2 separate regions of the Mus musculus genome follow, and region 1 is linked to region 2. The links are chromatin contacts, found by Hi-C or POLR2A ChIA-PET in ENCODE. All regions are on one chromosome and are shown on one strand. Each heading gives the region's core, a stretch centred on a gene start or an enhancer-like site at or near the end of the contact. The rest is flanking DNA. Distances are from core to core; before and after follow the strand shown. Region 1 holds the start of Moap1 (modulator of apoptosis 1). Region 2 holds the start of Itpk1 (inositol 1,3,4-triphosphate 5/6 kinase).

Evidence for each region. A loop is a pair of places that touch in the nucleus more often than their neighbours do. ChIA-PET counts read pairs that join two places held with the same protein, here RNA polymerase II (POLR2A).
Region 1: a loop to region 2 is called in a map of heart, with 2.0 times the contacts of the local background. The contact joins the promoter of Moap1 here to the promoter of Itpk1 in region 2. A Hi-C loop is called at or near these places in 2 of 37 maps with a recorded cell type or tissue (both heart). POLR2A ChIA-PET finds 5 or more read pairs at or near these places in 3 of 5 experiments (Patski and embryonic stem cell).

The regions. Positions count from the first base shown.
Region 1 is chr12:102,742,238-102,744,937 of GRCm38, reverse strand. Moap1 (modulator of apoptosis 1) reads left to right here and starts at 1,277. Exons shown (of 2, transcript NM_001142937.2): 1 at 1,277-1,395; 2 at 1,544-2,700. The coding sequence starts at 1,650. Gm20604 (predicted gene 20604) reads left to right here. Exons shown (of 2, transcript NM_001142939.1): 2 at 1,544-2,700. The coding sequence ends at 1,566. It overlaps Tmem251 (transmembrane protein 251), which reads right to left and starts at 1,178. Exons shown (of 2, transcript NM_177140.4): 1 at 772-1,178; 2 at 1-338. The coding sequence starts at 851.
Region 2 is chr12:102,703,449-102,706,148 of GRCm38, reverse strand. It overlaps Itpk1 (inositol 1,3,4-triphosphate 5/6 kinase), which reads left to right and starts at 1,280. Exons shown (of 10, transcript NM_172584.3): 1 at 1,280-1,427. The coding sequence starts at 1,333.

The DNA.
Region 1 (2,700 bases), core at 28-2,527, 39 kb before region 2:
CTGCCAAGCATATGGGGATAATACAGTAGCCCACTGTTTTGGGATCCGCTCTCGTACAAGAATAAAGGAACAAAAACATCTGTAAGTACGGAATCAAGAAAATAATTGTCCACAACCAAAAGGGCAGGGAAAGTAACCGAGCTTTCAAGGAGTGTGTCCATGTGGTTCCTTCCCGAGGCTCCTCAGGGTGCTGCAGAATGTGTTCCAAAGCCAACCTGTTGTAAGTCTCATTGATTTCAAAAACATAATAAAACGCTGCTGCACTTGCTAGCAAATACAGTCCCACTCCAATCCATCCCATCCGCTGACGGAAGTTCATCATTCTCCATGCTCTGTGCCTTCAATGCAAACACAGAAAAATTATTGTTAAGGTCTAATAATGTTGCCATGGCAACTATTCCAAGTGCACATGATTTAAATTCAAGAGTTCTGAAAAGCACGAGCATTTTAAGATTTAACAGCTGTAAACAGCTTACAGGTGGTTTTATATAACAGTTGTAAGCACATAAAAATACTGGTTTCAGTGTCTACTGAGTGCTGTTATTTATGTGAACCCCAGAGTGAATGAATCATCACTTCTTGCTTGAGTAGACCCAGTACACCTTCGTTTCAGATAATGAAACATCTAGTTTCCCCACAGGACGTTGCTCTTGACAGTTGAAATGCTTTCTGGCTTAACACTATTTCAGACGTGGGCACTGGGTTGAGTTCTACTCGTTAAACCAACGTCGGAGTCCCCAAGTTAAGACGGTAACTCTTTCAAACACTTACAGTGGTCCCGAAAATCTTCCTGTTCCCCCTGCAAGCGAGCAAGAGTCACTCAGTTCTGAACAGTCAGGTGCCTTTGGCATTTCAGAACAAGCCACCTTAAGAGAAACCCTCTGGGTCGCGCAGCTGAAGAAGGTGAGCGCGGCGGCGGGAGCACGAGCTAGTAGTGATTAAGCTCAGCGTGACTACGGCTGGTCACGCGGCGGCGGCGGGCCCCGTCGCCCTCCGGAGCCCCAGGCGGGGGGAACCACCTGGAGATGCCGGGCCCGCCCCCCACTGCACCCGCCGCCGAGCTGAGCTGGGCAGTGGCGCCAGGCTTGGCCTGCAGAGGCCCGAGCTCGGCTCCCGGCCGGACGCCGGGCCAGCCTGACAGCCAAGCCGAGCAGCCCCGGGTCTCACCTTCCTGTCCTGAGTGGCCCGCCCGCTCGCAGTCCCGGATACCGCCGCATTCAGAGCTTCCGTCTAGGGCCGGAAACGCGCGCCGGCCTCTCATGACGTCAGGCTGTCAGCTTCGCGCCGCCTCCAGAGGCGGTTGTCTGTTCCCTGAGGCGTTTGCTGCGGTCGTTCTTCTGCCCTCGGCCGGGAGGCGGGCGCGGGGAGCCCGGGTCTCTCCTAAACCCCGCAAAGGTCAGACGTCCTCTCCGGGACCCAAGCGATGTATCTACGGGCAGGTGATCCTGATGGCGTTCGTTTCTAAGCGCCTGTGGCGGGTGGGCGGAGGAACTGCTCGGGAGTCAGACACGGTTAACTTAACGTGGATGCTCTGTTTTCTCAGGCTCCCGGACCTCTGCGTGTTAAAGAGACGAGCACGCACATCACTGTAAGCGGCGGCGGCGGCGGCGGCGCCCTGGTCGAATTAGAATTTAAATACTCTGAGCACCATGACACTGAGACTTCTAGAAGACTGGTGCAGAGGGATGGATATGAATCCTCGGAAAGCACTATTGGTTGCCGGCATCCCTCCGACCTGCGGAGTGGCAGACATAGAGGAGGCCCTGCAGGCTGGCCTTGCTCCCTTAGGGGAACACAGACTGCTTGGGAGGATGTTCAGGAGGGATGAGAACAAGAATGTAGCCCTGATTGGGCTTACAGTAGAGACTGGCAGTGCCCTGGTCCCCAAGGAAATACCTGCAAAAGGAGGTGTCTGGAGAGTGATCTTTAAGCCTCCTGATACTGATAGTGACTTTTTGTGCAGATTAAATGAGTTTTTAAAGGGGGAGGGCATGACGATGGGTGAATTAACCAGAGTTCTTGGGAATCGGAATGACCCTCTCGGCCTAGACCCGGGCATAATGATCCCTGAAATTCGAGCACCCATGTTAGCACAGGCATTAAATGAGGCCCTTAAGCCTACCCTGCAGTATCTGAGGTACAAAAAGCTGAGTGTGTTCTCAGGCAGGGATCCTCCAGGACCAGGTGAGGAAGAATTTGAATCTTGGATGTTTCATACTTCCCAAGTAATGAAAACATGGCAGGTGTCAGATGTAGAGAAAAGAAGGCGGTTGATAGAGAGCCTTAGAGGTCCAGCATTTGAAATTATTCGAGTCCTCAAGATAAACAACCCCTTCATTACAGTTGCAGAATGCCTGAAGACGCTTGAGACAATATTTGGGATTATTGATAATCCTAGAGCATTGCAGGTCAAATACCTTACTACTTATCAGAAGACTGATGAAAAGCTGTCTGCCTATGTTCTAAGGTTGGAGCCTTTATTGCAGAAACTGGTTCAGAAAGGAGCAATTGAGAAAGAAGTTGTGAATCAGGCCCGTCTAGACCAAGTCATTGCTGGGGCAGTCCACAAATCAGTTCGAAGAGAGCTTGGGCTGCCGGAGGGTAGCCCAGCCCCAGGCTTACTGCAGTTGCTGACACTGATAAAAGATAAGGAGGCCGAAGAAGAAGAGGTCCTCCTTCAGGCCGAATTAGAAGGCTATT
Region 2 (2,700 bases), core at 31-2,530:
AGCATTCTTACTGCAGACAGGCCGCAGTGATCTGATACCAGGGATGGCGAACTTTTCTGACTCAGGAGGTTTCTTGCTAAAACTGAACCAAGGGGGACCAAGGACACTGCCCAAGGTCAGGATCTAAGCCGGAAAAAGGGACTTGGTGTAACTCCTCAAGTCTGGTCAAGGCCCGTTTCTGTCACTTTACTAACAGCTTTCATTTCTTCAAGCCTTTTCTCATCTCAGATCTTCAAAAATTGTCTTTATTTCCAAAGCCAGATAAAATGTCTTTCTTTACACACGGGAACCCATTTTTTTTTCCCTGTCTGTGTCTGGGGAGAGCCTCCAATTTCTCCTCCCAATGCCTAAAGCATAGGCTGGAGATGGCTGGAATGCTAAGTACTGTCCCATAGGCCGGGGTAGAGCAGGTGGCTCAGAGGATCCAAAGCACTAAGTCAGACGCCGAGCTACGTCCCTTCACCTAGCAAAGAAAAGGCTCTCCTGAAGATGCTATGTGCACTCTGGCTGCTTCTCTCCCTCCGCTGAAAGGGACCCCAGAGTGTGAACCTGGGGCAGTTGTGGAGATAGTACAGGACAATTGCAACGAATTGCCTCTGGGGGCAATCCCCGCTGTGCTGCCAAGGAGCAACGAAGCCCAGTGGTTTGGCCGCCCTCCAAGATAGACACAAGGCGCCCACACCACGACTCCCTCACCCCACTCTGCCCTGGCCACCATCCAGCACCCCGCCACTAGCGGCGGCGCCTTTAAGACTCATTGGCGCCCCCTGGCGGTAACCGGCGCTTCCTCCTCCGGGAGCTCTGCCCCAGGCCCCGCGTGTGCGTGGCGTGTGCGCGGGCGCTGGGGCAGGAAGGGCGGGGGACACGGCGGCGCGCTCCCCGAGGGGGTCCCCGCGCGTCCGAGAGGCACGCGCGGGCGAACCCTCGCCGCGGGAGGGCGTGCTCCAGCTCGGGCTCGAGGCTCGGGTGCGGTCTCGGGCGGCGGCCCGGGATCCCTAGAGTCCTCGAGCGGCGCACGGTGCTGCGGGGCGCACGTCCCTGCGCGGGCGAGCCCCGCGGGGCGGAGGGGGCGGGGCGGCGGCGGGGCGCGCCCACCCGCGGGGCCCAGCCAGTGGCGCGGCGCGCTGAGCCTCCGCCCCCCAGCCGCCGCCCCGCCCCGGCCCGCCCCGCCCGCCGCCCCGCCCGGTAGGACCGCGCGCTGAAGCCCGCTCCGCGTCCCCGCCGCCGCCGCCGGAGGAGGTGCCCGCACGCTCGCGGCGCGCGCCGGCCCCACACGCTCGGCCTGTGGGCAATTTCCTCCGGACCCAGGCTCCCGGGCCGAGGAGGAAGAAGATGCAGACCTTCCTGAAAGGGAAGAGAGTTGGCTACTGGCTGAGCGAGAAGAAAGTCAAGAAGCTCAATTTCCAGGCCTTCGCGGAGCTGTGCAGGTGAGGAGGGACGCGGCTTGGGGACCCCCGCGGCCCGAGCCTGGTTACCCTCGGCGGGCGCGGGGCAGACGACGGCGACCCGGGAAGGAGCGGCGCGCGCTGAGGGCTGGTTCGGAGCAGCAAGGTGGCCGCGGGGGGCCGCGGGCTGTGTCCGAGGGGAGCGTGGCCGCTGTGGGCGTTGGGTTCGGACCGCGGCTCTCAGGTGCACTGGGGTCGTGCCGGGAGATCCCTGGCCGTCCAGGGTGGTGGGACCCGGGAAATCGGGGAGTCCACGCCAGCAGTCAGGGGTTAGAGGGTACTTTTGGACTGGTGTGTTTTTCTTCCTCCCTCTTCTTCCCCTTAGTAGAGCAGGATACCGGCGTTTGTGTGGAGCCTACTACGTGCCTCGCGTGTGCACGGCTCCTGAAGCTGTCATTGCATATCAGCCGGCTTAAGCCCAGTTGAAATGAGTAGCGATACTTGGCTTGTCTGTGGTGATTTGCTGTCTCATTAGAGCCTCGCAGCAGCCTCGCAAATTAGCCAGGATGGTGATTCTGGGCCACGTGTCTTAGAAGAGGGACACCTACCAGCAGAGAGGTGGGGTACCTGCCTTGTAGTCCCAGGGCCAAGGAGTGGCAGAGCATAGAAAGTGATGGGTGGACCCACGTAGGGTAGAATTGTCTTCTGCCATTCCGGCTGAGCACCTCGTTCTCCCTGCGCTGGTGCTTCAGTGGCAGAGACCGAGGGCTTTGATGGAGCTTGCTCTTAATACATTACAGAAGTGCTGGGTTCCTAGAGTCAGGTGTGCCTTGCCTCTCCGCAGAGCTATTGGTTACAGCTTCTCAATGAAAGCCTAAGAGAATCCAGCCCCCACACCCCATCCCCGAAGCCTTTTGCAAACTCCGGGTGGAAACCTTTTGTTAGGTAGTCTTTTCACTTAGTAGATTTGACTTTTGAAAATGGACTTCACTTGTAGTTCCATCCCTGGTGGGTGCCCCGAATTTTGGAGAATTGAACAGTTGGGCTTCCATTATCCCTTGGTGCACAGGGGTTAGTTAGCAGTCTGAGCTGGCACATAGAGGCCGCCCTGGCAGCACTGCCTTGCCCCTCATGGCTGTCCAAGAGCCTGCTGCTTCTCTGCCCCAGGCAAGCCTTACAGGCCCTCCTTGACCACAACTGGATGGGATAATGCCTATTTATAAGGGGGCCCTGGTTCTGCGCCCCTTATAGTTCCCTTGTGGGTTTGGCTGAGTCTCCCAGACAGGCCTCTTAGGAGAAAGCAGGCTTTTCACGG